2 separate regions of the Homo sapiens genome follow, and region 2 is linked to region 1. Evidence: chromatin loops called from intact Hi-C (ENCODE). Cell type or tissue: heart left ventricle. All regions are shown on one strand. Links, peaks and the distances in the headings refer to the core of each region. The heading gives the core; the rest is flanking DNA. Region 1 overlaps ARHGAP15 (Rho GTPase activating protein 15). Region 2 overlaps ARHGAP15 (Rho GTPase activating protein 15).

The links. A loop is a pair of places that touch in the nucleus more often than their neighbours do. Peaks named below come from ENCODE experiments on the same cell type or tissue, not always from the same donor. Only the 100,000 strongest peaks of a DNase experiment are listed, where the experiment ranks them.
Region 2: a loop joins it to region 1, with 2.2 times the contacts of the local background. A loop is called at or near these places in 4 of 110 quality-filtered maps.

Annotation. Positions count from the first base shown.
Region 1 is chr2:143,517,041-143,533,183 of GRCh38, reverse strand. ARHGAP15 (Rho GTPase activating protein 15) reads right to left here. Exons shown (of 14, transcript NM_018460.4): 10 at 13,820-13,918. Among named protein-coding and RNA genes, the nearest start is that of ARHGAP15-AS1, 250 kb to the left of the region's middle. In heart left ventricle, for the core only: no CTCF peak of the experiment used is centred there; no DNase peak of the experiment used is centred there; H3K27ac peaks cover 3,116 bases.
Region 2 is chr2:143,698,063-143,714,205 of GRCh38, reverse strand. ARHGAP15 (Rho GTPase activating protein 15) reads right to left here. Exons shown (of 14, transcript NM_018460.4): 13 at 10,682-10,787. The region is part of intron 4 of ARHGAP15-AS1 (ARHGAP15 antisense RNA 1); the gene reads left to right. Among named protein-coding and RNA genes, the nearest start is that of ARHGAP15-AS1, 70 kb to the left of the region's middle. In heart left ventricle, for the core only: no CTCF peak of the experiment used is centred there; no DNase peak of the experiment used is centred there; H3K27ac peaks cover 847 bases.

The DNA.
Region 1 (16,143 bases), core at 4,211-12,210:
CAAGTGAAAAGCATTCCCCCTGCTCATCATCCTGTCACTCAGGGTAGTGATCAGAAATGATTCAGGAATTTGAGTATAAATGTCTGTTTTCATTCTAATGTGTCATTGTGTGTTAGAAACTCTAGACAAGAAGAAACTTCAAGAAAGTGAAAAAGTTAAAAGTGAAGTTGTTGTTCATAAAATAGTCGTTCTGTACAATCTCCAATAATTCTAGTTAAGCAGGAGCACTGTGACCTGTTTTTGTTTGAGTTTTTTGGTAACGGAAGTTTGGGGAATTAATTAGAAATGTATGAAATTTAAAACTTTTAACTTTCTCCTCTACCCAATGCATTGCCCATTTGGTATATCTATGCAATATCTTTTGAAATATTAAAATAGATCCTTTGGTATATCTACACAATATCTTTTTAAATATTAAAAGTTACCATATTCTAGTCTATAAATATATGAGAAAATATGGTCAAACTATATTATTTTGACCTGTGATTTTGCTGTGGAGTCCCTGACAGTTGTTTTTGCATGCGGTACTCTAATTGTTGGCTGCTCAGGAGTCTACAGTATATCTATAAAACTACTTTAAGTCAAGAATAGTTGATTTCTAGCATTAAGTCACTTGCTATCCTAATAACTTTCCCCTTTATGTATCATTTCCACTAGTTTACCTAGTAAGAAGAATTGCTTTTTCTGCTCTCATCCATAAAAAAACTTGTGAAAAGAAACCTTACTGGTGGGAAAAGAATTTGAATGGAAAACATGGACATACATATATCATCAGACCAAAGATTAAAAGATGAACATTATATGTGAGGAAACATTACAAGAAGCTTTCACTATATTAGTTTTTCCAAGTCAGTGTTCCAAGTCAGTCTTGGATTATGTGTGAAAAGTAAGAACTCTATACTGTAACAGGTGCTGGCAGGAAATTCCCATTAAAGCTTATGGAAGTTATGCCTGTAAAATCTTGGCATCTGAGAAAATTCTCTCATAAGGATGCATTATGCATCAGATATTTTTCTCACTAGAAAAGCAATGTGAGGCTGTAACCACCTAACAATATTCCCAGTCACTGTTTTGTTAACACCATCCCTTGGTGATGCCATCTTTGGTGACCTTGTCCTGTATGGAAAGTACATATCAGCCTTCATTTCAGCATTGTGAACATGCATTGTCTCCTGTATACAACAATAGAGATCTTGATCTTAACATCTGTCTGTCCATTCAAAGCATAAACTTGAAAGTACTTTTTTTCCCAGTAAAGTCACTGGATTTATACTAATCCATCCACATTCTGAAGACTGACTCTTAATATGAAACTTGACAAACGTTTATGAGATTTTGCTGGAGTTAAGAATACAGACTATGAAGTATCAGGTAGTAATTAATGTACAATTTTATTCCACAGTATTGGTATGTATGCTGGAAAGCACTAACATTATGAGTGCTTAATAAATGTCATCTTTGTTTTCCTCATGTAAATGACACAATATCTGTATATCCACACCTTCAAAGAGTTATAGTGTAACTTTTAGAACATATGCTGGCTTACCTTCAAGTTAGCAGGTTAGGCCTTTTACTCTGATCAAGCTCAATTTTCTAGCCTATTAATTGTAGAGGTTAAAATATTCTTTGATTGAAGTTTGCATGTTGGATACAACTGAAAAAAAGTTCTTTTTTCTTACCCTATAAACCTGCTATTTACAAAGAATTTGATTCAAATCCAAGGGTTAATTTGGATTTAAAACACTAATCAAGTTAAGGACAGAGATAAATTTACATCACAGTGAATGCTAGAAAAAGCCCACTGAAAATGATTGAATGTCTGTATATATCCAGATGTATGCATCCATATCTAGATTTGTAACTACACCATGAATCAGACATTACTAGCTTACCTTTTATTGTATTTAAAACTATAAATACTAATGTATATAAAGCTATAATTACATTTATATTTATAGTTTTCAATATGCTTTTCATATATTCATAAATACATCTTTGGTAAAATGTCCTCAGTTAGGATATTAAAGCTACCTTCCAGAACAGAACACACACATGCGCGCACACACATACACACACAGCATCAACCCAGGCAATATGCCAAAGTGTAGTCTCTGTGAAAAAGGTTTTGCTTCAGGGCAATAGCAAACTAACTCACCACCCTGCTGCACTGTCCACTCCTCACCACATTGTTCTTTGCTGTATCCTTAACTTCCCCTCCTACAGTGAGGAAACATTTCTTTGGACTGTTTTATTGCCAATACATTTTTTACTTTGTATCATGAAATGAAACAAGGGACTGGTTTCATTAGAAGGAGAGGTAAACAGAGCATTAATTAAATTTGCTGATGATACTAAATTGGGAGGAACTGTGGACATCTGTGAGGACAAAAGAATCATACAAATGGACTTAAGGAGTTTAGAAATACGAGCAGGAAATAATAAAATGAGATTCAGCTTTAAATAATGCAAGCTGATACATTTGGGAGAAGATAATCAGAAACATGGCTATTCAGTGGATGGTAGATGCCTGGAAAGTGGTGATGGTGAAAGATTACCTAGGGGGTGATAATGGGAAAAATTATACACAAACTTACAAGGAAGTAGGCACAATGCCTGAAGGTTTATATAAAAAAGAGCATAATATTTTGAACCAGAAAGTGGATAGTGCTATTCTTATGACACTGGTCGGTCTCAAAAGCATCAAATTTGGCTTTAGTTAGTCGAATCCCTCAGTTTTATGAAACAATTTAACATTATTTGTTGAGAGACTGGTTTCTCCCTATTAAAAATGAGAAAGTATGTTTTGTCTGAAACCTGTATTGGACACAAAGGTCATTGCCCTATTTCCGTCCTATCCTATTCAAGATTATTACAAATATGGTATGTCATACTGGTCTACATATATATCATGCCCCCTGGAAAAACAACAACAACAACAACAAAACAAACAAAAAACAAAACCCTTACTTTCACTTTTAAGGTAATTTCTTTACATTCTGGATAATATGACTTTACGTTATGTTTAAAGAGACATTTAATCATTGTCTCTTCTAGCAGGTCACTGAATCGTCAATCTGTAAGCTTTGTTTCTCTAAGGATAGAGGCATGGATGAGTGGATAAACAGAAAGCTTGGATAATATTTGTCTCTTCATCCATTTAATCATCCATTATGAATTGAGGCCCTATCATATGCCAGGTATAGTGTGCTAAGCACTGTGGGGACGGGGTGATCCAACCATAATTCCTAGACTCAAGGACTCACACTCTAGATAGGGAAACAGATAATGAAACAAGCCATTGTAGTTCCAGGCAATAAGGGCTCTATTAGGAAAAGCAAAGCTGTCACTGGAATATTGTGGAGGAAGGGGCTAATGATGTTCAAGAGATCATGGCGGGATGGTTATGGATTTAAGTTAGAGAATATTCCTTGGAGAAGGTGATTCTTGTGATATTCACAAGAAGATGAATGTGAATTTGGCAGATGGATAAAAAGGGAGAAAGAAAAGCATGGGAAAGGAATAGGCCATTAGAAAAATTCATGTACTTGGTATTCCTGGAGCATAGAAAGCAGCTTATAAGGATATGAAGCTGAACAGTAGACAGAGGTCATATGCTTATCCTTTTTTATGGGGGTAATTAGTGTGGAATTTTGTTTATCCTTATGAGATCAATGAATCATTGGAGGATTCTAAGAGGGGATAACACAATCTTATTTGTATTTAAGAGGGATCATTTTGGCAGCATTGAAAAGAGTGGCCTGGGCAGAAATAAGAACAAAGGCAAAGACCTCCTTAGGAGATTTATCTCAAAAGGAAGTATGGAGGCCCAATCAAGGTCACAGAAAGTGAAAGGAAGAACCAGATTCAAGAGATAGTAAGAAAGTAGAGCTCATGAGGCTTGGTGAATGATTCTGTCTGTAATGAGAGAGAAGAATCTAAGATGTCTAACATATTTCTTTCTAGGGCAATGGGGAATATAGATTGTAATGCTGCGGGCTGAGTTAAGAAATAAAATAGGAGGAACATCTTTGTTGGGAAAAGTGATGAGTTTAGTTCAAAAAAGTTCAGTTTGAGGAGACAGAGGGAAATTCAAGAAGGGTTGTTTCTAGACCATGGATCTGAGTGGGAAAAAAACAGCTTGAGTAATTATTTGCATATAGGAGCTCTGAAGTCATTGAAGGGCTCACTGAAGCTTTAGGTATAATTGAGATCACCCTGAGAAAACCAGTAGCATGAAATGTCAGAGTCAATAATTAAATCCAGAGGAAATGAATGTTTCTTATGCTGTCAAACTCTAGGCCAAACACATGGACTCCAATATTAGACTATGTAATATCAAATACATCGTCAAATGCCTACCTTCAAGACAAAAGGAAGAAAAAAATCTCACTGTTGTCGTGACAATACCATCTGTTAGGTGTGCAACTGTTCTATAGGGAGACTAAAGAGTTAGTCATCCCAAACTGTCAGAAAATGCAAAATATAACAAGAACAACATCATTTTAAAAGAAGAAAGACAACAGTCCAATTTTAATAACATTGGTATATTCAACGTCTTTACAGAGCTTTTGATAGCAACAGCAGAGTTTAACTTTTTTTTTCTGCTAGGAAGTAAATTTGGAGGAAATGAAATCAATATCCAATAGCAAAATCATGTATTCTGTCTTCATTAACTTCAAATTGATAGATCCTGTGTATTGACCATATATTTCTTATTTTAATTATTGGACAGTCTCTATCAACTCAAAAAAATTATCATCCAAATAAAAATTTCCTGAGAGGTACATGGAAAACAAACAATGAATCAAGAGGGTGATATATTCACAGGGAAGTAAACTAATACAAAACAGCACTAACATGGCATTCCAAGTCTGAATTAAAGGAAAAGATGTGGGGCTTAACTTGCTGTGTGGTTATGGGAACTGAGCCTAAGCCTGACCATTCTCAGGCATGTCAATTACAAGTCATAGTTACCATTCAGTTACTTGATTAAAAACAGCAGGCTATTGGAATTGAAACAATGCCTAATGGGATATGACTTCCTCTGATGAAAATGAGTAGAGAATGGATATTTTAGTAGTTGCTGATGGTTAACTTAAATGGAGTATCCAAAAATCGATGAAAATAAAATCATTAAGGAAACCTAACTTCAATTGTTTAGCATAGCTGTGTATTGATAGCAAGAATGGTACCTTATTGAACAATATGATATACTCTTATCAGAAATGAACTTGTTTAAATGTTTAAAAAGTGGATTTACAGACCATGTTATTCTCTGAGCTGCCTTCAACCAACAACTGTTGGTGATTGATCTTTTTATACTATCAACTATATGCATCGGTAGCAATGGTGTGCAACTCTCCAATGAGGATTTCAGCAATGTTGAATATAATTTATCTGATTATACACCATTTACTGAGAATTCATTATGTGTTAGGTACCATATGAGAAGTTGGCTTATACACGAGGGAGCACATCATGTACTTAATATTTTAAATATTTTTCTTCTATAAGATATACTTACACCCTAGATATAGGACATTATTATCTTCTTAAAAAAGAGTGTGTATTTACATATTGGGTCTCTGGTCTACTATAACCTCAAGAATTCTTCCAGCATTATCATTTCAGAGCTATTTTGGTTTTGCAGAGTTAGGTTTTTTTCTCAAAGTGTCCAGCCCTTGATTTTTTCCATTTTTTTTTTCTGAACCAAAAATAGGAAGCGACTTGAAACGTATAAAATCAGGCAAAGAGAGATAAAACAAGAAAATAAATGATTATTTTGAACCCAAGAAAAACATCTTTAACTGTATAGCCTACTCGTCTATAAGATAACCTCCCAAAGAATTTAGAGGAATCTCTAAGACATGAGTCTTTTAAGGAAATGGGTAAAAAGTTCTAAATATCCTGTACAAAAAAATATGTCATGTTCATTCATATAGACCACTGTAATTATTTCACCTGGAATCTGTATGTCTCTTTTACCATATATGTGTAGACTAATTGATTAATGCTTAAATTGAGTATACAATTTGAAAGTATAAAAATCCCTTGGAAAATGTCATTTTTTTTGGTATAAACTTTAAAAAAGAACATCATGCTTTAGGAAATCCACAAAGGAGTATAATATTTGGGTTTCATTTATAGCTTCCTGAATTAATTTGGTTTCTTAATTATCATTAATTTTTAAACCCTAGGGAAATACCTACACAAATACAATGTATAGATTCTTTTTCTACCAGTAAACAACAAATTATTTCATAAAACAGAGTGACACTGTTGTGAAAGTTGATTATTTTTAATCAATCAGTTCATATTATGGGACAAGAATCAAAACATTTCTACTGAAAAGCTACAAGTCAGTTTTTGAATGCTAGGGCAAAAAAATCTGAAAATCTCTGACTGCCTTATTATTATTTGCTTCTGCTTTTTGAAAACCTGAAAGCTTTCCAAATGCATGCAATTTTTTCTCAAATTTTGTAAACATTTGCTTCCAGGCTAAAACATCCTGCTAACTTTCAGCCAAGATTATTTTTATGGTGGAACTCTTAAGTTCTGCATATAGGGCCTTGTAATGGGAAAACTCCCAGTCCTAGAACTCCCACTGTGTAAATGACACCAGTATAGGCTATTTGAGAGTATTGCATCTTGGTAAGTTGAGGTGTTGCATTATTTAAATTCCCCATACACAATAAGAAGCTAATTTCCTAGGGTCTTAATTTTGGCTCTGTTCCTTCCAACTGACTCCAAGGGAAAAGTATGTTAAGAACCTAAACTTTACATTGGGGGTGGAGGTTGGAAATTAGACTCAGGCTGTATCTGGGAAGCGACATTATTTATTCTGATGCATTGTGGATTTTAAAGTGTGGGAATATCCGCTGACTGATTTGACCAGAGCCACATTGCTGTATTTCTTAGATAGCCTCTCTGGTTGTTGAACTGCACGTTTATTCCTACATTAACTTCTGTTATGTTTAAGCTTTCTTTTTGATAATAAGACTGTCATGCATTGCTAGACATAGATAAACTCTGTTAAATGTCACTAATAAATATGTGAATTAATTAATAACCAGCTCCGTATACAGAGTTTGTGAACATTCAATGCATGCCATAAATTGCAAGGTTTAAGTTTCAAGCATTTTCTTGAGCATAAGTAAGTTTCTCTGGAACAGCAAAGCAGGTATCAGGTACCTATGGCAGAGATGGCAATGTTTTCACTAGTTTGTCTTCTCTTTCTTACAGACCTCACAAGCATGTCCTCTTATCCACATTTGTTTTCTTAATTGCAAAATGCAGCTTTTCCCCCGCCTCTCCACCTTGTCATCTCTGATTTCTTTTGGTTGTCTTTTCCTAGTTTCTCTTTTATACTCTTGCTGGCTGTTTCCTGTTTATTCTTTTTTGATTTTGTCTTCCCCTCGAGCCCTAAATGTGGCTTTCTTACAGACACAGAGGCCCCAGCGTGACTACCCCAAAGAGCCAATTCCAGCTTGGACCCAGCACAACACTGTGCTGTCAGGAAGGTGGCAGTCTTTGTGGCTGCATTAAAACAAAACAGAACAAAACACAAAACACCAAAGCACTAAACTGGTCTTAATTTTAACTCAGAAAAGCCAAGGAGATTCACTGCAAACTTTCATGGAGCTTCTTTAAGATCACCTCCATTGTAAATGCATGCAGATGCCTAACATAAGGCATGAAAAGCAAACACTTAAAAAAAAAAACAAAAACATAGGTCACTGACCTCAGAAACATTTTTGTTCAGTCCACAAATATTCTCCAGGGAAAAAGAAAAAGTGCTTATCTTGTACTCTTGATTTTTTTTTTTTTTGGAGCATGTAATTTTTATCAGTTTGTTTTGTTTTTGTTACTTTTTTTTACTCACTGCTTATAAAACTAGCAAGCAGAAGTCTCTCTGGAACAAGATAGAATCATAAAAGTTTTCAAGAATCTCATCACAAACTTAACAGTACAAATTGCACATTCTTCATGGAAGTATCAGCCTTTAGTGCGTGCCTGGATCCAACTATAATAGATTATCCCAAAGTGGGAAAGAATGAACAGTATAAAATTAGCAGAACTGGGAGCAGAGCTTGTCTAGGGAAGGCAATATGATCTGCAGTTTCGGGGCCTGGATTCAAAGGCAACGGGAAACAACTATGTAAAGTCTGATTTTTGCAAGTAAGCACTCGGTAGGATCTCAAGAGGCAGACTGGTGCACTGGATCAAATATCAGGAAAATTATATTAACAACTACAATGCTTGCTACTATACTGTACAATGGGTACTGTACAATAGCTGTATTAACATGTCTGTTATTTATATAACACATTCATGTGCATATGCAAATGCAACATGTATATGGCAAATATTCATGTATTTATTTACATGCCAAGTTTTACATTTTTGTTAGATAAGTATATTACTGAGTTGAGTAGGTGTCCAGCCACGCTTTCTCGTGATATTAACACACATATCCAAATAGTCACATAATTAAACAGGTTTCATTTATAATGTCACAGGCTTGTTAATTTCATATTCTCTCAAACTTCTCCTAACAGTAGAGGAATTACCAAAAAAGAAACAGTTAAGGTATAATAATAATTTTAGCCATCCTTTTTCCAAGTTGCTATAATCTACCCAAAGATAACTAATTGTTCAAAGTAAACATTCCACTCAGACCACAAAAGGAATCCATTACACAAACATATAATTCACAGTCATTTTTAGTGGGTTGTAAACAGTTTGGAATGAGCATAAAATGGGACAAAAATCAAAGTGAGCATTTTGAAATGAAAAAGTGTTTGCTACAAAAGGTCAGTCCCTTTGCTTGGCAAACTATGTAGAAAAGCCTGGGAAAATGCTGATCACACAAGCAATGAGGGAATTTTAAAGCCAACAGCCTCCTTGTTTCTTTAAACAGACATCGGAACCTATAACTGGATCCTGTCAAACAAACGACAGCAAAAAAAATATAACAGCTGCTAAGAAGTCAAGTTGAGAGATAAAGTTTTTGAGGCTAAGGACCTTCTCAGAAGTAGACTAAAGGTCTTTCTTAAATCTTTAAGCAAGGTTATGGATCCCAGGGTGGCTTTTAGGCACCAAGTCAAATATGTAACTTTGTGTACCATTCCTGTCATAGTATTTCGTGTTCCAGAAAAAAGACAGAAAGGGCAAACTTCTTGTTGATTAGCATCTGCTGAGGCATTCTGCAAAGTTGCTTATACCTGGAATTATCACATTTGAAAAACATGATTTCATTTTAAAAAAATTGTGGTCAAAAGCATATGACATACAATTTCTCTTCCTAATCCTTTTTAAGTGTATAGTTCAGTAATTCTAAGTATATTCACACTGTTGTACAATAAATCTCTAGGTATCATTTTAATGTTTTAAAATAGTTTGGGTACATATTAACCAGAACCGGGAATCATGAAGGAAGTATGAGTTAAGACATATTCCAAATGAATGCTAATCTAAATTATATTACAAACTTAAAAAAATTAATGTTATTCCCTTAAAACCAAAAAAATTTTGGATCCATAAAAATATCTTTAGGGTAGAAATATGCTCATTTATCTAGTTAACACTACTCTTATATAAAATATCTATTTGGCAAAATGCATGTTTGGTATTATTGGGTAGAAACATGACTGGTTCGCCACTTAAGGCATGTCCTTTTAGATCTCACACCAAAGGACTCCCTATATCACATAGTCACAATGTTAAGAAAATAACTTGCAAAATAAGGCAAAATTAAATGTCTCCTGGTCTTATAATGAAGATAAAACCAGATAAATATGTGTTTATCGTTCAAGGTTTATTACATCATTTTTAAACACACGTATTTCCCTGCTTTTTATTATTGTTATGGTTCTTCTGTCTTGTAGGGTCTGTTCTTTTCTCTCATAGTACTTATCACAGTTTATGCTAACATACATAACCGTGTGTGTCTGTTTGCTTAATGTCTATCTCCTCTGTATTATCAGCTGGTAACATGGAAGATGACACAAAGTAGGTACTCAATAGCTATTTGGCTTCGATTGCTTCATTTAACCAATATTTATTGAGTACTTACAAGGTGTCACGTGCTGTATAAAGCTTCTTTCCAAATAATGGACCTCAACAAAGGATAGTCAATTACATGCTTTGCATAAAAAGAACTATGAATTAAGGTCTTACTTGTTATACCAGTTTAAAATATATACTTTGTTTACTTCAGGTCTCCTAGGCCCTTCTATCTAAGAGACACAGGTGATCGCATTTTTAAGTAAGCAATTTCTACACATATGACGTCATCATAAACTACACAAAGTGTTCTATAACATAGTGAAAAATGAACTTCTCACTGCTTGTATCTACTATATGTCACAATGCCTTCCTCTACATCAAGCTTTCCCAACCCATGGCCCAGGGGTTTTAATGCAGCACAACACAAATTTGTAAGCTTTCTGAAAGCATTATGAGATTTTCTGCATTTTTTAAAGCTCATTAGCTATTGTTAGCGTTAGTGTATGTAACGCTATGTGTAGCCCAAGACAATTCTTCTTCTTCCAATGTGACCCAAGGAAGCCAAAAGATTAGATACCCCTGCTCTACATGCTTGTTTCCTCAAACCTCCAAAATAGTGTCAGATGATCTCATGCTTTTGGTCATTGTACCCAGGATATGAATTAAGAATTAGCAGAACCGTGTTTTAATATTTTCACAGAAATTGCTTCAAAAAAGAAACATAAGTTGAGTTTTTCATTGGCTAATTATGATTTCTCATATACATGCTCTACGACTATAAAGGCAAGGCAAGCGGGAAGGAACCACTTGGAAGAGCTTTAAAGACTAACATGCTCCTTAACAGTTTGTCTTCCAAATTTTGCTTGTATTTTCAAGGCTCAGCAGACAATGTCAGAAACCACAGAAATGAAGTTAATCTAGTTATAATAGTTGGTGAGAAGGAGAATGCTCTGGTAGTTTAGAGTAATAAAGAGAACCAAATCAAGATAAGGAAACATACTAAACAAGTTATTAGCTAAATTGGTTCACATTCAGTTTATTGGTAGATTTTCTTCTAGGCATGTCCAAAAGTTGCAAAATTTAAAATGTAACTAATATCACTTTACCAGGGATGAATAAAGAATGCATCTTTTGCCAAGTACTGGGTAGAATTTCCTTGGAGAGACTACAGAAGTGTGAGCAATTTGGCTCTGTTCATTACAAACAGGTAAGACAAATAACTGACTGACTGACTGGATGGATAAATGAATGAATTAATGAATGAATAGTGAGATCTGCCTTCCTGATAATGTTTCATTTTAAATCATCCATCTAATAAGCATTTTAGAGATATAGCCACAATTTGTAGGTTTTTTTAAAGGAGTAAAAAATAATCACAAGAAAAAAAAAGAGAAGGAAACAAATCTTTTTTATAACAGCCAATGTGCCGATGTAGTGAGTATCAAGACCATTTCCCTAAGACTGTGAGAGTAAACACATAGTTTTCATTAAATGTTCCTTTCCCATAACTGGTCCATCAGCATTTCCCATGACTCTGCAGTTGAGTTTCTTGGCTGGGAGAGTATCTGGCCATTAGAAGGAGGGATCCAGATATGCTGAGTCCCAGCCATGCTGAGAGACTTGGCGCCTTTATATGCTACTTCCTAATACCAACCCCAGCATAAAATGTCATCAGAAGCCTGCATAAACATTGGACTTAGATTCACATAAATTATTTCTGTCCTGAAATGCTTTATGCCAGAATTTCGTAAAAACAACACTTTGAGTAAATAGAATTGGTGTATAAATATAAGAATATTAATCCAACAAAATGATCATAGAAAATTATAATCAAAAGTACACACTTGTAAATCTTGCAATGATGTGAGAGGTTTATCTTGTGCTTCTTAGTTTTTACTGAATATTTCCATAGGGTTCCTTTAAGCTGATGCTGCCAAAGTGCTTTGAATTATCAGTTGCTTTGTGGAATTGGAAAGTCTTTGAGTTTCATTAAAATGCTTAGGAATTATTTTAATAATCATATGTGTGATTAGCGCCTGTTTAGTGCTGGATCTACAAATTCATTTTAAGAGTAAACACAGGGACAATGAAATATAATGCTAGATGTGATTGCTCCAGTCAGCAAAAACATTGTCTTATTTTATTAAAAATCACCAACAAAATGCCATGAACAAAAGACATGGTTTCTATTTATAGACGTTTTCTACTCTGCAATATTATAATATCTGCACACCGCAAAGCTGCATCTAGCAGTTTTTCGTTTTGCCTAGGGTGGAGACATAAATCGGGAGGAATGGAGCGCTTCTTTACACATGCACACATCTTATTATGTGCTTCCCCAACGCCCTATTTGGGTTTTTGGTCTAATAGTGCTCACACTGTCAGGGCTGAGTATTTATAAGTGGATGAAGATTTCCTGAAAATGATGACAATTTAGTTATTGGAAATAATAACTTTATAATATTCTCAGTGATCCATTTTGTCTTTAAGTACTTACCAAAGAATATTTATTCCTAAAAATGTACTTATAAAATTAAATGAAATTGCAACTTGCAATAAAAACATTTTTCTCTAAACTCCAATTGACTTCATTTCTCACAGATACCTCTCCTCATGTTCATCCTGCAGTTGCTGCTTTCTACTCTCACTGTACTCTCTGCTCTTCTCTCTGATGTGTTGATATGCTTTCCCCAAAGTCATTCTCTTTATCCACATTCCCTACCCACTCTTCCCCTTCTTGTTATTCTCTCATTCCCTACTGATAGGGGAATAATAGGATCCCAAGGCTGTCCTTACAGTATAATTAAAGTATGAATTTCCAGGAGTTAGAAATTGCAGACCATTTTTATTATGCTTTTATAATAAAGCCAGGTAACACTGAGAGAATTAAAATGGCTTTTTCCTAGTAGATTATTGGGTAAAGATTTTTTCCCCTTGGTTCTATTGTCTTAAGAGACTAGGAGCTGGAAATGGGAATAGGTTCACCAATCCTTTTTTCTGAAAACACCTCTATCTTTTACATGATATATATCCCCCTAGATCCTGGGAATATGTTGTAAACTTGTAACAGATGGTGATGAAGCCTTGCATTTTTATACAATACATTTTTTAAGATTCTGCATCTACTATATGTATCTTCCAGGAAAAATGACCTTGAATGAATGAAGTCATAGTTTGAAGGAAAAACACCCCACAGATAGAGTGGAGTAGAAATGATGATTCAGTTGGGTTTTGTTTTGTTCCCTTCAGTAAGATGAAATAATTTCAGAAGAAAAACAGAATGCTGAAATAGAGGAATCAAAGGTCATCTTTTGAGGTGTGTCTTTTAATTGTTCCTGAAAAAACCCGTTAGCGTATTCTGTACTGAACAGAGACATGTGGAAGGTGGGATATCACTGTCTGTGATTCAGAATGCTATTTGCTTAACTTGGGTAATGTTGGGGGCTTACCAAAAATTGTTCTGGCACAACGTCTACCAGCATGAATGTTAGGAAGGTTCTAACACTGTGAGTGCTGATATTTTATGAATGTTTTATCACTGGCTTGAAAACAAGAAGTTTGCACTTGAATCAACAGTAAGTCAGACAGACAAAATATTAAAAACAAAAAAGAACATTAGTGAGAATTACTAATGTCCCTATTGTAAAAACAAACTGAAGTTAATAAGAAAGATGATCCTCTTAACCGATTAACACAAGTCAAGTTTTAATTGCATGGCTTCTCAGACAAATCAGGTGGCACTGCTAACTTGAGTATTGGTTGTGTAGAGGGTGCAGTAATGGGGGGAACTGCTGCACATTCAGTCACCCACCTCTTTTCTCAACAGCTTCAATGCATTGCTTTACAAACCACGGAACTGTGGAATTTTCACGTTCACACACTTTGTGCAGATGAGAGCCAAAAATTTGATCTGCAAAAGAAACAAAGATGAGCTTCATTAAAATCCAAGCTTGCGTTGTTCTTTAATTTGATTCCGTTTCCATATCCATTGCATGCTGAAATCTTCATCTTGCATAAGATTTTTTTTTTGCTTTATTTCCATAGTGTCTATGGCAGACATATGAAGACCACAACTCCCTCCTTGATGGAACAGGACCCTCGCCCCAGAGTGAGAAAACTGACGCTCAGGCATCGATTAGGCAGGGATGACTATGTAAGTTATAGTCTCTCTGGGCCTTAATTTTGTGGTCTATAAAGGAAAGACAAAGAATTGAGAAAATTTTTGCAAAATAATTTATCTTAGTGTCTTTGGTATACTGAGTGTTTTAGAAGAAGTTTACCAGTTAATGGTTACGAAAATTACAATGTTATCAGTATATTTAGGACATTCATTCTGCAACTCAATAGTATATGAGGAGGCAAGTTCTAGGAGACTTGCTTCGAAGTGAATTACTTAGCATTTCTCCTGCCTTGAATGCCCTTCCTCTTCTCTAATCTAACTATCACCTTTCCTTTAGGGCTCAGTTCAGATCACACTTTCTTCACTAACTCCTTCCTATCTCAGCTTTGTGTCTCCTGTGACACAGGTTCTTTGGAATACCAGACCCTCAGGCTGTTAATAGATGATTCAGGAAAAAGGGCCTGCGAACAAAATGGTTTCACATCATTAGGTTCTGCAAAGTTAGACAGGTTTAACATGCATTTATTTTTAAAGCCCATGATATGCCAATGTGTGCTGTGAATCCCCATGAGGGGTGAAGGATGCATTTTCCCCCAAACTTATTTGAGCAACATCCTTTGATTTCAGAGAGCATGTCTCCAGACTAATGTTTCCGAGAATACCCACTGTGAAATCCTAGCCTAGCCCTCTCATTTGGAACATGATTGACGCTACCTTGCATTGTGTATTTACATTTATAATATATGGAATAGATTCTCTCAAAGCAGATTCTGAGTGTCTGAATCATCTATGTCTTCACCAGTGCTTGCACAGACTCTGGCCTGCAGTATTTAAAGACAGATGTTTGTTTTTTATAATTGTGGTAAAACACATATAACATAGAATTGATCATTTCCACCATTTTTAAATGTACCACTCGGTGGCATTAAGTACATTCACAATGTTGTGCAACCCTCACCACCATCAATTTCTGGGTTTTGCTATTGAGATAGTATCTGTTTATTACTGATAATGAAACAAATATTTAGTGGGTCCAAGGGCTTCCCATTTCACTCAGAATGAAATCAAAGTCCCTACTGTAACTTATAAGGTATTACATAATCTGACCTCCACTAATTAATGGATTTCATTTGGGTCTTTCCTCCCCGTCTTTAAATTTGTAATAGCCCCACATTGCTGTTTCTCATGGCTGCCAAGCACTCTTCTGCTGCAGGGACTTTGCATTTTCTTCTTCATGGAACTCCATTGCCTTAGGTCTCTGATCAAATGGTATCTTCTTATTGCAGCCTTTCCTACCAGCCTTTAAAAAAATGGCTCCACTCCATGCCATTCTCTATGCCACTTTCCCAGCCTTACATTTCTTAGAGCACATATCTCCACTTGACATATGAGACTGAAATGTTTTCTGCTTAGCTGTTTCCCTTGCTTAGAAGGCAAAACCCAGGAGAGTAGGCGTCATATCTCAACCATTTATTATTGGATCCTGAGTACCTAGACAGTGTTGGCACATACTAGAAGTTCAATAAACATTTGTAGAATGAGGGACTGCAAGACATCATCTTAACCATCAGTGGAGGTAGTCAATACATTTTTTAAAGTATATGTAAAATTAGATAGAATAATAATGCAGCATAAAATAATGTTCAGTGATATATATTGTTATAAGGGGATACTCAAAATCGAGTGTAGAGAGAATTCAATGAATCATAATTTTCATTTATTTCTTAGGAAAACATAATGGTTTGAATTGGTGACAACCCAACATGGAGGGAACAATTAAAGCTAAAACACTATTAATAATATACTCCAGGCCGGGCATGGTGACTCACACCTGTAATCCCAGCACTTTGGGAGGCTGAGGTGGGCGGATCATGAGGTCAAGAGATTTAGACCATCTTGGCCAACATGGTGAAACCCCGTTTCTATTAAAAATACAAAAATTAGCTGGGCATGGTGGCGCGTGCCTGTAGTCCCAGCTACTCAGGAGGCTGAGGCAGGAGAATTGCTTCAACCCG
Region 2 (16,143 bases), core at 5,184-13,183, 180 kb before region 1:
GCACAGAAGTCATGAATTGAGGTTTGGGAACCTCTGCCTAGATTTAAGATGTATAGAAACACCTGGATGCCTAGGCAAAAGTTTGCTGCAGGGGCAGGGTCCTCATGGAGAACTTCTGCTAGGGCATTGCGGAAGGGAAATGTGGGGTCAGAGTCCCCACACAGAGTCCCTTCTGGGGCACTGCCTAGTAGAGCTATGAGAAAAGAGGGCCACCATCCTCCAGACCCCAGAATGGTAGATCCACCAACAGCTTACACTGTCTGTCTAGAAAAGCTGCAGACACTCGATGCCAGCCTATGAAAGCAGCCAGGATGGAGGCTGTACCCTGCAAAGCCACAGGGGCAGAGCTGCCTAAGACCATGGGAACCCACCTCTTGTATCAGCATGACCTGAATGTGAGACCTGGAGTCAAAGGAGATCATTTTGGAGCTTTAAAATTTGACTGCCCCACTGGATTTTGGACTTGCATGGGGGCCTGTAACCCCTTTGTTTTGGCTGATTTCTCCCACTTGGAATGGCTCTATTTACTCAATACCTGTACCCTCTTTGTATCTAGGAAGTAATTAGCTTGCTTTTGATTTTATAGGCTCATAGGCAGAAGTGACGTGCCTTGTCTCAGATGAGAATTTGGACTGTGGACTTTTGGGTTAATGCTGGAATGAGTTAAGACTTTGGGGGACTGTTGGGAAGGCATGATTGGTTTTGATATATGAGGACATGAGATTTGGAGGGTCAGGGATGGAATGATATGTTTGGCTGTGTTCTTACCCAAAACTCAACTTTAATTGTATCTCTGAGAATTTCCACGTGCTATGGGAGGGACCCAGCGGGAGGTAATTGGATCATGGGGGCTGGTCATTCCCGTGCTATTCTTGTGATAGTGAATAAGTCTCACAAGATCTGACAGGTTTGTCAGGGGTTTCCATTTTTGCTTCTTCTTTGTTTTCTCTTGCTGCCACCATATAAGAAGTGTCTTTTGCCTCCCGCCATGATTCTGAGGTCTCTCCACCTCAGCCACGTGGAACTGTAAGTCCAATTAAACTTCTTTTTCTTCCCAGCCTTGGGTATGTCTTTATCAGAAGCATGAAAATGGACTAATACACTAGGCTTACGTAGTTGATGTTACCTGGAACCACTCACTGGCTATTAGATTATCATCTTGTTCAATGAAGTAACGCGATTCCATTTGTTCAACAAAAATTATTGAGTATCTATGTAGGACACGGTGCTAGGGGATATAGCAGGAATCAAAATGACACAAATTTCTGCCCTTCTGGAGCCAGTGCTCTAAGAGCAGAAGAAGCCAGGTTAGTTCTTTATATTTTCAGGACCTGGCTATGCTATAGAATATCATTTTTTTTCCTGCTAGATTATACTTATTCCTGTGGGTTTTTTTTTTTTTAAAGCTGAAGGGTGAAGGTAAGAACAGTAACTGGTCATTGTTATAAATTCTGCCCAGTGTCCTGTTAAGCTGAGGTTATTCTAGGTGTTCCTTGTGTAATGAGTAGTTTTCATCACAAAATATACCTTTGCTCTTGCCAAATGTTTTTTCTATCAATATGCGTGCCATTCTCAGACTCCTTTTCTGTTATCTCTTTCTCTGACCATCCATTCAATGTTAGAAGTCTCTAGGAATCTGTCCTTGATTCTCTTCTGGGTTCACCCTTGACTCTCTTCTGGGTTCACACGGTCCCTTGGAGGCATTCATGACCTTACCCCATTGCCATCTTTAAACCAACAACTCCAAAATTTGTCCCTAGATCTCAATCACCTTTCTTGCATTCCAAACATATATATCTTATCCTTGACTGGATTTTGCTAATAGAATATAACAATGAGCAAGTCACATTATGTTAACAAAATTTCTGCTTTTTTCATGCCTCCAGTTTGGTCCTTTTCCTATGTGAAATGTAAGTTAAGGATATCACCATTCAGCTAATTCAAAATCTGGGTGCCATCCTGGAATCCTTCGTCTTCCTAACCTCTCGCATGTACTTGGTGCACATGTTCTGTTGCATCTACTGCTTCAATGCCTCTTGTATCCATCACTTTCCCCCATTCTCCCTATCACTCCCTTAGCTGGGGATCTCTAGCTTGGACTACTATACCAGCATTCTACTGTTTTCCCTACTTCTGGTGTTGCCCTTCTACAAGCTGTCCTTCACTCTTATAAAAACTGTGGTCTTTATGAATACAAATTTCATTACCTTACCTCTCCACTTGAGATCCTTCAGTGATTTTCCTAATGTCTACAGGTTTTGTTTTGTTTTGTTTTTGTTTTTTGACACGATCTTGCTTTGTTGCCTAGAGTGCATTGGCAAAATCATAGGTCACTGTAGCCTCCGAACTCCTGGGCTCAAGTGATCTTCCTGTCTCAGCCACTTGAGTAGCTGGGACTACAGATGCATGCCACAATGTCTGGCTAATTTTTTAATGTTTTGTAGAGATGAGTTCTCACTATGTTGCCCAGGCTGATCTGGAATTCCTGAGCTCAAGCTATCCTCCCTCCTCAACCGCTGAAAGTGCTAGGATTAAATGAGTGAGCGACAGTGCTTAGCCTACAGAAAGAATTTCAAGCTCCTTATCAGACTGTATGGTATTCTTCACAATTTAACTTGTTTACAACGTTAGAGGCTCATAATCTGCCACTGTTTATTCTCTTTATAATTCCTAATTCTCTAATCCTTCCAGAGGACTCACCATTTCTTTACCACATTGCAGTTCTCTTCCATGTTCTTGTACAGAGTATTCTCTCTCCCTACAGTAGGTCTGTTGTCTGCCAAGCCAACATCCTTAAAGATAGCTTGTTTCATGTCCTCTGGGGGGCATCCTTTGATTTTTCTAAGCTAAATTTCAGCTGCTGCCTAGAATTCTCCTAGCATTTTAGATATTGCATCATGTTTATTATAATTGTTTACTAATTTATCTGCCTCAGGAGACGATAAGATACGTGAGGGTAGGAATCCTCTTTATGCATTTAACATTGAGTTGAAGGGTCAGCAATTTTTTTCTGTGAAGGGTCAGATGGTAAATATTTTTGGCCTTGTGTACCTTGTTATGACTTATTGTGACCTCTTGCCTTTGTAGCATGAAAGCAGCCATAGGCAAAACATAAACAAATAGATGTGTGTTTCAATAAAACTTTATTGACAAAAACAGGAGGCAGGCTGAGTGTGGCCTGTGGGCCACACTTTTCCAACCCCTGATTTTGTTCAGGTCTGGAATATAGCAGGCACTCATTTGAGACTTCCTGAAGGAATTTGTAGGTAGAATTTTACAGTTACCAAACATTTTCACAAATATGAATTTATTTGACTTAATTAACACCTGAACAAAAGGGACGGTTACAGACTTTGAAAGATTTTCTCAATGTTGTACAGTTTCTAAGGGCTGAGAATGGGGCCTGAGACTATGTCTTCTGATTCCAAATTCTTTCCATTAGGTTAAAGGCCAAGATTCATAGTAGAGAAGGGTGGGGCAACTTAAAAATTTTACCTCTCATGAGGGAAATACCCTCATACAGTTGGCCATCACTTAACAATAGAGACAACAATGATAGATGGGATGGTAGCAACTTTAGGTTTTGTTGTTTCCTATTTTTCAGTGGTGAATGTTACCATTCAAATGTTAAATCTAAAGATCTAAAGTAATAATTTCACTCCCGTCTTAAAACCTTATCTCCCACAGCCTTCCTCTAGAACGAGGAGGCACTGCTGGAAGGATCACTGAACCTTAGTCCTCAGCTCACAAACCTTATAAATCCCATGCCAAGATGTCTCCTAAGTAGATGACATTTTAATGATTACTATGGGGAGTTGGGAACTATTGCTTCACCCTCGCGATCAGAGTAATTAATTTTCTTAACTACCAGGCCAAATTCTGCTATGGGAGTCCAGTTGAGAAATTTCAGGCCCATAGGAAGTACATTAGCTCTTTAAAGTGATCAGGGTGCCATTTCAAATACAAAAGCAAAGGAGCTATGAAGCTTCTGGCTTATTTCAAACAACTCACAACCCGTGTCCCACAGGAAAAGAGAAAAAAAAAGAAAAGAGAGAGTAAAAGAAAATAATAATTTGCACAGGTTCCTCATTTTCCAGTAAAAATATCCATGTCTGCAAGTCTTTGGATATCAGGTATTGTGGTTGGGTGAAAGACCAAAGTGTACAGAAAAAGAATGGAGTGCCAGAAGACAGCACAGAAAAACATAACGTGCTCAAAAGCACAGCAGAGCTGAGCATTCAGAGGCCTGGATGGGAGGCAGAGAGCGTCACCAGCATGGCCCCTGACGACCAGAGAGAAGGGTGATGGCTGTGGGCTTTGAAGTCCATTCTTTAAGCATATCTAATTTCTCCCCACCAAAACATCAGAAATACCTACAGTGTCATTTTAAAGACAGGGTGGACGAATTATTTTGTCTCCATTGTTTTCTGATACAACCCTTATATTTCTAGGTCATTATCATTTAAGTTGCCTCTGACATGCTTTTGTAGAATATTTTATTTAATATCCATGAAGACCACAGAGAAGCTTTAAATATTGGTTTACTTTCACAAAATAGCCCCAGCTCAACAGTTTCTGGGGCTCAACAGTTTCTACTTTCAATGAGGCATTCAATTGGCATTAGTCCATGAGATTTGTCTATTCAGCCATATCATTTTTTCACCTTGGAATTCTATGAACAGCTGGACAACTTCCTTAGAGTCAATGCAAAAGGGAAGATTTTAACTTTCAACCTATTTTACAAAGTGCAAGTCTCCTACAATAATGTTTATTTGCACGTAAAATCTGCAGCAAATATATTCTTCCAAAGCTATTTTTAAAAATCAACAAATAACATTACTTCCTAAGTCATTATTAAAAGTTGCCCATTTCTAAGACATTTTATTTTCTCTGAGTAATGTGTGCATGCATAATGTGTACATAAAAGTTCTTTTGAGTCCTTACACCCCCCTCACAAATTTGAGATTGTTTTGGCTTGCAAAATGCATGCCACAAAGGAAATCTGGTCAACTAGTTAAATTTAGCTCTGTGGAAAGACTTTATTTATTTTCTAAATTTTCCATAATTATGTATTATTTTTATCATGGAAATGAAAATATGGAAAAAGACTTCAGCAATATCTAGAATATACTAATAGTCATGACAACAAAAGTTCTAGTACTTCCAAAGGGCAGCACCAGGCCTAGGTGGATAAGTAGTTGATAAGATTCCAGGTGAATATGTAGTTGATAAGATTCTAGGTGGATATGTAGTTGATAAGATTCTAGGAGTGTTTATATTGGTGACTGGGACACAGAGTATGGCCCTGCTGGCTTCAAAATCTCTTACTTATCAGGCTTTCATAAAGCTGGTGTTCTGTTTGTCTTGGCAGGAAATTCTGATCATGAAAATCACTCTGAGAAGTTATACAACAAAGCAAGGGAACTAGAAGTCTATTAGGGAGACTCTTCTAACAGAGGAGGCTCTTCATAAGAGGCATAGAGAGACCTGTGCCTATTTCCAATTTCCTTATGCCTGCCCCAAAGGCCGGCAGACTAGATGATCACATTAGCAAACTATCACTTGGAGGGTGAAAAGAGTTGGAACTAAGACCAGGGGACAATATGCCAGCCAGGCTGACAGGGTGTCTGAGACAGAAAAGAGTGGGGATTGGGTATGAGAATGGGGGTGTGATGTAGCTTGTCAAACATGTGAAATAGTCTCACTGGGACTCTGGGAAACTGGCTGAGTCAGGACAGTAAGGAAACTCAAGTTTTGGAAAAAGATCCTGAGATGGGATAAAGACTTTTCTGGAAATCATGAAATTTAGCAGTAATTTAGCCTGCACTGCCTTGGTAATTCTTGCTATATTTATTTCATTAATAATTATATTACCCTCACTATAAAATACTGTAATAATAATACATGTAATATAATACATTTAAAAAATACATTGATGTAAAATGTTTATTTAATACTTAGGTGCTAAGTACTATGCAAGACTCTTCAAAAGCATTATTCATATACTTCTCACTACAGAAATAAGTTCTTTTATAATCTCCCTTTGACAGATGACAAAATGGAAGCTTAGAGTTGAATGAATTGGCCAAGGTTATACATCCAGTAAGTGGCAGAGCCAAGACTTGCATTCAGATCAGCCTAACTCCAAAGCCTGGTTTCTTTGTTCCCTTAACTTCAATGTCTCCTCCTATACCATTATTAGGGGGTAAAAAGAAACACAGGAACGAAACTCTCACAATCCAACAACTCAAAGAAATATCAACATTTTAGTAAATATTTTTATAGTCTTTTCTACATTCACAACTTTTTCCCCCATATTTATAATTATGCTCTCTTTGAATATGCAAAAGACTGTATCTCTGATTTTATTTAACATTTAACACAGCATTTCTCCAAGTTGAAGCAGAAAGAAAATAAAAACCATGAACTACACTTTACTAAGGCAATATGATGTATCCTGTTCTACATAACCCTCCCCTATCACTGAACACTTACATTGTCTCCAAATGCTCACTGTTGCAAACAGTGCTACCATGGACAATTTTATCTGCATAAACTTTTCACCTCTATGTGACTGGTTTTAAAGGTATGAAACTTTGAAAAGTCTGCATTCTCGAGATACATTGCATATACGGGTTTTCCGATATGTTAGCTGTCCATCCCAACCAGCAGCATATAGAGGCCTTGATTAATACACACCTGCCAAAATCGGATTCATCCTATTTCATTAGTTTGCTACAACCTCGTCATCTTCTTTCCCATGTCTGTTTTTGGAAAACAGAGAAAAGAGCACCCTTCTAAACAATATCTCATTTTGCTTTTAAAAATAATGCTATCAGGGGGACTATTTTCATAAGTACTTATCATTGAAATCTCAGATGTATCTCTATGGCTGACTGGATATGGGAGACAAATGAAAACTGTGTGGACTTTTCCTTTGAAAAATCTCAAGATTTTGGCCATTTCTTTCCTTTTGACGTCCATCACTCCAATCCAATTGCAACTCCCCTGGGACCTCCTGGGTTCTCTCCTCTTTCTACCTCTTTCATCCTATACTCTGCTGTCAGATGACTCTTACATTAACACTGAGCACATCATGCAATTTTCTGGTTCATAAAAGGTTAACGATTCCCTAGTTATTATTTAACCCCTTTACTGGCTCTCAACCACCAGCTACTATCCATCAGCAAGTAAACCATCTTGCTAGGTCCTCCTTCCCACTAACTTCATCTTCACTCTGCCTCTCTGCCTTTCCAAAGAAGCAGGCTATAGGAAAATGCATTTGACACTTGTATTTTATAGAGACAGTTTTGCCATTTATATGATGATTCAGAAGGTACCAGAGGACCTTCCAGGGCCTATCACTGTAATGTCAGTTTGTGAAAATGGCTATTAATAAAGGTTTCTGGCTGACGGGATCTTGAGATGATAGCTTATTCCGAATTCCTGGTCTTAAGCTATGATAGCAGATGCATAGAACTTGACCCTGAGTTTGATTAAGAATGAAGACTCTGGACTCTGAGACTAGTCAGCCTGTGCAGCCATTGTGCAACCTTATGCTTAATATAATCACAATCCTTTAAAAATTCTGGCTTTTGTGGATAGGATTTGCATTTACCTTCTAGTCCAACTGTGCCGCATTAAGCTTTCCCAGTTGATAGCTGATCTGCTTTGAGGAGTGCATTTAACTCAGAGCTCTGCAAAAATGGAGTGCTTTTCTGTTGACTGTAGAGTACGTAGGTCAAGTGGAATTTTTGGCACTTCATTACATTCCCTGACCCTCACTAAACAAACTTCAAAATATATATATTTGCAACAATTTGGAATAAACACTACATACAAGGGTTGACGATAGATTTTCTGAAGAACTACCAAATGCATTAAGACTAAGGAAAACATTCTAATGATTCTTTCAAACACGAATATATTTAAATTCCTGTTAAACAATCTTCTTATTTAGTCTTCTCAGGCTTTGATGACACGCCACGATTGGCTGTTTATCAAAAACTTAGCAAAAAAATGCTTAACAAGATATAATTGTGTGCACACACTCGTGCATAATTAAACCCAGTTTATAAATTGGTACAGGGTGAAATATAGTCATACCACCCAAGAAAGGTTGGTGGCTAGCAAACAACACTTCTTCCCATGTATAATAATCAATCTTAAAATGTGAATACTGTGAAGTGATATAATAATCTGATCTTAAATCTTAATTTAAAACATCTATTTCCATCTCTATTGAACTAAATGAAAGTTCTGACAAGATTAGGAAATTAACTGGGATGTAAAAAACAGGATCAGGCATTAATTGTTAAAACTGGGATTATGTGGCCTGGACATGGACGATCGTCATCCTTTGAAGGTTTTTAACTAGATAGATTCTCTTCTGTGTGTTTTATTTATTTTATTTGAAGGAGGATTTAGCTGACTCTTAGTTTCTTTATTTTATAGCTATTTCTTCAGTTGAAAAAAAAGGGAATAATTGGGACAGAGTAACGGATATTTCTCAAGAACTTTAAGACAAGGTATTGCATAGCATTAAAGGGTATACTTTTCCATTTGTTTTATGACTTTGTCCAGTTAAAGTTACTGAGATAAGCACTCCAGTATTTACTTGTAACTTGAAACCGCTTTCATGGTGTGTCTGGATCCTAAGGGAAAAGAATTAACATTTGAGGAATGCTTACCTTGTGCCAGGCGTTTTATATGCATTATCTCATTTAATTCTCATAACCACAAGATATGGTTGATAGTATTTAATCCGATTTTACTTGCCTGAGATCATAATGGGAGTAAAGCATAGAGCAAGGATTTGACTCTAGGTCTCTCTTTCTATTTCTTTAAAGCCCAAGATCCTTTCACTAAACCACATTGGATTTCTCACCGTAGCCAGTATGTGGGAGTGACAAGAAGGAACACTCTAATAGTAAGAGATTTTCTGAACTTTAAGATAAAGTTCCCCTTTTGAGAGTAAAATAAGACAGAAAATGATGAGTCAGATTAAAACATGTTCCCTAACGCAATGAACTGGTTTAGCAAGTTATGGACTGTGTATACCATGAAATACTATTGACATCATTAGAAATAATAAGATAAGTCTGTTTAATGAAATAGAAGTCTGTATATGAGTTACAAAATAGTTGTATAATAATATGTGCAATATGATGTACTTTAACATTAGAAGCAACCATACACACATATGTTTGCATGTGTTTAGGAACAGGTCAGGAAGGATACATACAAAAATGTTAGTTACTTCTGTTCAGCAGGCTAAGAGTGGTAGGCAGATTTCAGTTTTTAAATGTAAATGCATCACTGTTGCTTAATTTTGGGGGGTGCAATTGCATGTATTACATTCACAATGAAAAATCATGTAATAGATTAGTTGAATAATCTGTAGGAATGACTCATCCCAAATTATGAGTGATTGAGGTGTTTAAGGAGATTTAATCTCACAAAAGCAAAACTGCTCAATCTATTTGAACCTCTGTCAGGCTTCAATTTTACTATGCATATATCATGAAAGCTAAAACCTCATAACTTGCGTTGCACTCTGCCTTATCTGAAGAAGGTGTTAACAGAAGGCAAATGAGTAACAGTCATTTCAGACTTAACATGTCCAAAATAGAGCTCTCAAACCTGCTTTTCCTACTCAACTTGTTCCTCTCTGCAGTTTTACCCATCTCTGCGATACTATCGCTTCTTCACTTGCCCAAGTTGAAACCCAAAATTTGCACACTTGATTTCTCCTTTCCTTTCCCAATGGTATCCCAACCAGCAGCAAGTCCAGCCTGATCCATCTCCACAATATCTCTACCCATTTCTCTCTGAGGGCTCCACTCAAGCCACCAATATCTCCTGCCTGTACTACTGTGGTTGTCTGCCATTAGGTCTTCCTCTCTTCACCTTTGCAATGCATTCTCCACTTAGCAGCCAGATCAATCTTTTACACTCCCTCAATTGTAGCATTCTTCAGTGGTTCTTCCTTGAATTTAGAATAGAATCCAAATCTCTCACTGTGGACCACAAGAACCTATGTGATCTGATGCTAGTGTGATACTTGGGACTTCAGCTCCTGATCCCATCTTGCCTCCACATTTGGGCCTAGCAGTTCGGGTTTAATTTCTGCTTTTCAAATACTTCCAGCTCTTAGGGGCTTCTAGGGCTTTACATTTGCCTTTTTTTTTTTTTTTTCCTGGAAGACTCCTCTCTTAGCTATTTACATGGATAGCACCTTATCAATCTGAGCCAACATTTTACAGATGAGGAAATTGGTTGCAGAGGGTTTAAGTAACTTATTTGTGGCCCCAGCACGTGGTACATGGTGGGGCTGAGTTTTGAATCCATGTCTGAATCATTTCATGTTCTTTCATTATGTTAGATAACAAAGTCAAGATGACCCATCCCAGGGTCCAGGCGATGGTTCTGACAAGCAATCAGCAAACATATACTAGTTGAAAGGGCCTTGAAAAATAAGTTATTTCAGAAGTTCCTTTTGTAGATTGTCCTTCCTATCCCTAACACATTCTCCAGCTTCTGCAGAAAGACCTAGTTCAGCTACAAGGGAAAATACGAGATGTACGCATTTGGAAACTCTTGCCTTAGAGATGTGAAATTCAATATTGCCCATTTAGGAAATGACTATAAAATGACACATCCAGAAATCCTTACAACTTACTTAGTTAGATGTCCAAAGAGGACTTTCATGGTGTCACGATTTGGCGGAGGGAGTTTTTGTACAAGAGATTTTACAGCTTCAATTCTTGTGTTGTTGTCTTGCTTTTCTGGAAAAAAAAATAAAAAGGAAGGTTAGGGAAAAAACAAGATTTCATAGGTACAGGTACATGAGAAAATTTTCTTGAGAAAATTTTGGACTGAGACTAGCAACTAAGAGTCCTAGTCAGTAGTCAAAGGGAATAGGTGGACTCAACCTGGTTATTAAGGAGTTTCTTTTTATTTTGACTCTGAATTTGACAGTGGCAGGCCTTCTGGGAGGCTGTGTATGAACTGATTAGCTTTTAGCCTTTGTACCTTTTCTCCTTTCTGCTTCTTTGAATGTAGATAGAATGGCTGTACTGTGAGATAATCTTAACATGAAAGCAACAACAATGTGACTTTGACATTATCTTCCTGATCTTAACATTTGGTTTTCTTAAATGTCCTGTTTTACAAGGAGTGGTAGGGTGAACAAGGGCCTTCCAAAGATGTCCGTGTCTGAATCCCTGGAATGTGTGACTATGTTACCTCACATGGCAAAAGGGACTTTGCAGATATGATCAGTTAGAGATTTTGAGATGGGGAGATTTTTCTGGATTATCTCAATGGGCCCAGTGGAATCACAAAGATCCTTATTAGGGAGAAACAGGAGAATGAGAGTCAGAAAAGGTGATATGAGTTCTCATGTGACAACGGGAGCAGAAAAGAGAGGGTATGCGATGAGGGGCTGCTTTCTAAGGAATTGCCACAGTCTCCAAAAGCTGGGAAAGGCAAGGAGACAGAGCCTCTAGGGATACCGCAGGCCTACCAACCTCTTCAGTTTCAGTCTGAAACTGATTTCAGACTTGCACCCTCCATAACTGTAAGAGGATAAGTTTGTGTTTTAAGTTTGTGTGAGTGTTAAGTAGCAATGGGAAACTAAACAAGGACATATAGTGTGATTTGATTACAAATATTCTATTGTTGCTTGATTTTGTAGAAGGGAAAATTGTTTTAAAAATTATTTCCATGTTATCCTTTTTCCCTTACACATTTTGTTTTTGCTTTAAAATAAGAGGGTAAAACAGAAAAAAAAATTGAAATAGCATATTTCCTGGTCATAAACATTTTATAAAATAGGAAGTTGTTCAAAACTGCATACCACATTGATTTCTCTCATTTTGTTTTGTTTATAGATGGAAAAGTAAAAATTGATTTACTTAGTACACTAGGGAATTCATCTTTCCACAGTTTTAACCAGGGCCTTATCATCTAGAGGTATAATTATTTATTGAACTTAAACACCTCATGCACTTTCCTTTCTATACTTTAACTTCTAGCACAGGGCTCTTGATGATTCTAAACAGGCCACAGCTGGAAAATAAGATATAAAAAAGACTAATATGTAAGGCAAACATCCACCCAATAACCATTCTCTTCTTCCTTAGCAAGACAATCCCACTGTTAAGAGGATGGTAATAGACCCAGCTGCCTTGGAGCTGGAGTGGCCATGGGACCAAGTCTGGCCAATGAGACTGAAGTGACAGGGTTGGTCAGGCCTTCTGGGAGAGCATGTATGAGCTGATTTAGCTTTTAGCCTGTGTACCTTTCCTCCTTTCTGTTTCTTTGAATGTAGATGGAGTGGCTGTACTATGAGCTAATCTGGGGAACTGAAGCTCTGTGGAGTGAAATACACAGGTAGAAAGAGCTTTCTCGAATCTGTGGAGCAGTCATACTAGTCCTGCACTGTCTGCCTCTGGGTTTCTTTTGTATTTTTTGAGACAGGATCTTGCTCTACTGTGCAGCCTGGAGTGCAGTGGTGTGAACATGGCTTACTGCAGTCTCAACTCCTGGGCTCAAGCTATCCTCCTGCCTCAGCCTCCTGAGTAGCTAGGACCACGGGTGCATGCCACCATGCCCAGCTCACTTTATTTTTTGTAGAGAAAGGGTCTCCTTATGATGCCCAAGCAGGTCTTGAACTCCAGGGCTCAAGCAATCATTCTGCCTTGGCCTCCTTAAGTGCTGGCATTACAGGTATAAGCCACCACGCCTGGCCCACTGGGTTTCTTTGACATAAGAAAATAAGCCCTGTGTACTGAAGCCTTTGAGGATGGATCTCTGATACTAAGGCCAAATACAGTTCTTAATAATAAGATGTACTTACAAAAGTCCAATTCAATAGATATATAAACTTTATGACAGTAGGATAAGAAAGAGTTAGTTTAGAAACTGGCAGGTTCTTTAATATGTTGTCGCAAAAGAATTTTTTTATAAGGAATTACAGGAAAATATCCTGCAGAAGATGGTATTTGGCTAAAGTGGGATGGGGGCAGTCTTCCTAGTAGAACTCTGCTTGGAAGCTTTTCTTTTTCCTTCTAAAACCACAAAGGCCTATAAATAATGCCTCCCACAGTCAAAGCTTTCAAAATTGCAGTTATTCTTAGAAGAGTTCCAACATAATATGGCTTGGACAACTGCAAAAAAAAGAAACAAAGGGGAGCGAGAAAGAGAAAAAAAAGAAAGTTGCAACATCATAGCCTATACCAGACCTCATCTTTTCTGCCAAATAGTAAAAAGCCCTCTTGGAGCTTAATGATGGTAAGAAAATGTGATGCTTCACAAGACCAACTGGGGCCTATGAAATATCATAAACCAGAAAAAAAGTACAAGTTAATGAAGATGAGAGTGAAATTGGCATAGTATGCCCAGGTCAGAGCTATTGGGGATGCTTGAATGCTTTCTATCCAACCGTTTGAAGCTAATACCACACAACCATAATTGTGTGTGTATATATGCGTGTGTATACACACACACACACACTCATATATATATATTCATTCAAGAGGTGGATACATTCTGTACAGTTTGGCATGATTCCAGTACAGTTTACCTGAGGATCTGGTGAACTACTAGGTGCAAGCAATCAGTATGAAACTGGGAAGGGGATGAGAGGAGAGGAGAGAGGAGGAGAAGAGACCTTTCTAATTTCACTGAAGTCTCTGACTAAAGTAATAATCAGGTTAATGCCAGAGTCTCCAAAAAAGGGACCAGTTGACATTGAGGGCTACAGAAGTAGCAGCTATAAATTAAGCTTTACAGGCAAGAAGTGGGGAGTAGTCTTGTTGGTTCCAACCAGCAAACTTTACTTATAGGGAACATGATCCAGTCAGGGTGGGGTTAGAAAAGATTGGCCGTTGCTTAATTAGAAAGAGCTGATTTGCAAGGACACTTTCATGGTGTTTGGGCAGGAATTAAGACATAGTCAAGTCCGTTAAGCCAACAGGTAAAATAATTGTGAGCTTTCTTAGAGTCAGCTCTCCCTCTCCTGAGTTCTGTTGCATTTAGAATATTCTACTTACACAACACTTCACATGGTATTTGTACTGCTTGAATGCTTGTCAAATTCCCCTATTAAATAGGGAATTTTCCTTTAAAGCTAGGCAATTTTTATGCTAGCATGTGGTGGGTTAAATGAATGAAAAAGGAATTAGTGAGTGAACTAATGAAAGTTGTGACCATGAACTGGAATATGTGGACCTTGGTTTGAATTCTGTAACAGCTTTTTATTAGCCGTGTGGTCTTGGAGAAGTTTCTTACTCTCTTTGAATAAGATCTAAAAGTGTAGTTTTGTTGAATAAACAAGATAGTATGTAATGTACCAAGCACAATTACAAGTAAAACAAAGTACTATATAAATGTTCACCTTCCCCTGCACCCCTCTCACCTCTTTTGAGGCCCAAGCCACTGGGTCTTGTTCACCTTTTAATCCCAGCAGTTAGCATACTATTTGGTTGCAGGGACATTCAAAATGTAGTTGCTAATTCATGAACTGAGTTGGTGCCAGTTGGTGAAAGTACAATTGCTATAGTAGCCCAACATTACACAACAACCTAAATACTTTGTGATAGGCTGAGAAATTGATGGTCTGATTGGTGAGCAGGTCAGTTATGTATAAGTATCCTTATGAAAAGTACATGTCGGTTTCCAAGTTTGCCTATAAGAAACATTCTACATGAAGAATATTTTATAGAAATATTTTTCTCTCTTTTTCCACTTTCACACATTCTTGGGGAATCAGACAATTGGATATTGGTGCATGCATATTTGTGGCCAAGTTATACTTAAGTGCTAAATGGGGAAGTGTACCATGGCTTAGAGAGAGCTGAAATATTAAGGAGGAACAATTTATTTTTCTTACAACATAATCAGAACAAAATCTTCTGAAAAGGTTATAGTAAAGCAGTGTTTTTTTTCATTCAAATCAATACCACACCCACTCTTCCATAGCTTGTAAAATCAGGAAATAACACAAACACTTCAAGTGGAGAAACATCTAAAAATACAATTGGATACATTAAAATCGAAATGACACCTTTTCAGATCTGGTTTATTGATGTGTCATATTAGGAATTGGAATCAGCATACATAATACAGGAGTGGTTAATGAGCTAAGATTCATAAACAGCTTACTAAAGATGTGTCAACTGTCTTCAATTGATTCAGTGAGCATCTGAAAGACAGCATTTTCTATTAATATTTCTCCTTCAGCATATGTTTTTCTCATTATGAAGCGCTGAAGGTTCTGAGAAGACTTTGAGATATCACTAACTTTTTACATTATGACTGGTGGGAGGAGGAAGGAACTTTTTGTACTCTTAGGCAAACTGTATGTGAAGAGACTTATACAAAATCTTTCCAGAAGTAATGAACTCCATAATTCTTTCCCTCTTTCATTTGCATTTACTCCTGCCCTTATTCTATTATGATTTATTTTTGCCTCTATTCCATGAAATACCTCCATTTTAGTTCTCCACCCATATCCAAATAGCCTCTTCAATCTCTAAGCTGTGAACCCACAATTGCACACACAACTTTTTATAGTGCTTCGTTTTTTTCCATCCAATAGTGATTCTCAACTGTTTCTTACTAATACCCATTCCTCACCAACCTGCCCCCATCTTCTCAAACTACATCAAACTCATTGTTGTAAACAAGTTTAAAAAATGATTCCATGCTGTTCAGAGAAGTAACACCTACGTGATGTGAAATAGCCTTTAATGTTATGATAAGAATGTGGCTTTATAGTTTTGAGGGCACATTTTTCAAAATATGGTTTATGATAGTTACACTTGCATTCATCTGCATGAAATGTTGTTACTAAAGCACGTTTACAACCCAATGCCTTTTAGAAAAGAGATAAGATAAAGCTGTATATGATGATGGAAAAAGTTCTGTACAGTGAAGAACCTTGGATCCAATGTCCCTGGACACTTTTCTGTCCTTATCATCCATGCCTTTATTGTTCTTATAGCTTCATGTTAAATCACATTTAAAAATAAATTCTGCTTTGTTATATAGGTCCACTCAGAGGAAGAAAAGACCAGTTTATCCCAGTAATCAATGTATAGGGAGTAATATTCATCTCATTTGTCTACAGTTCTTAAA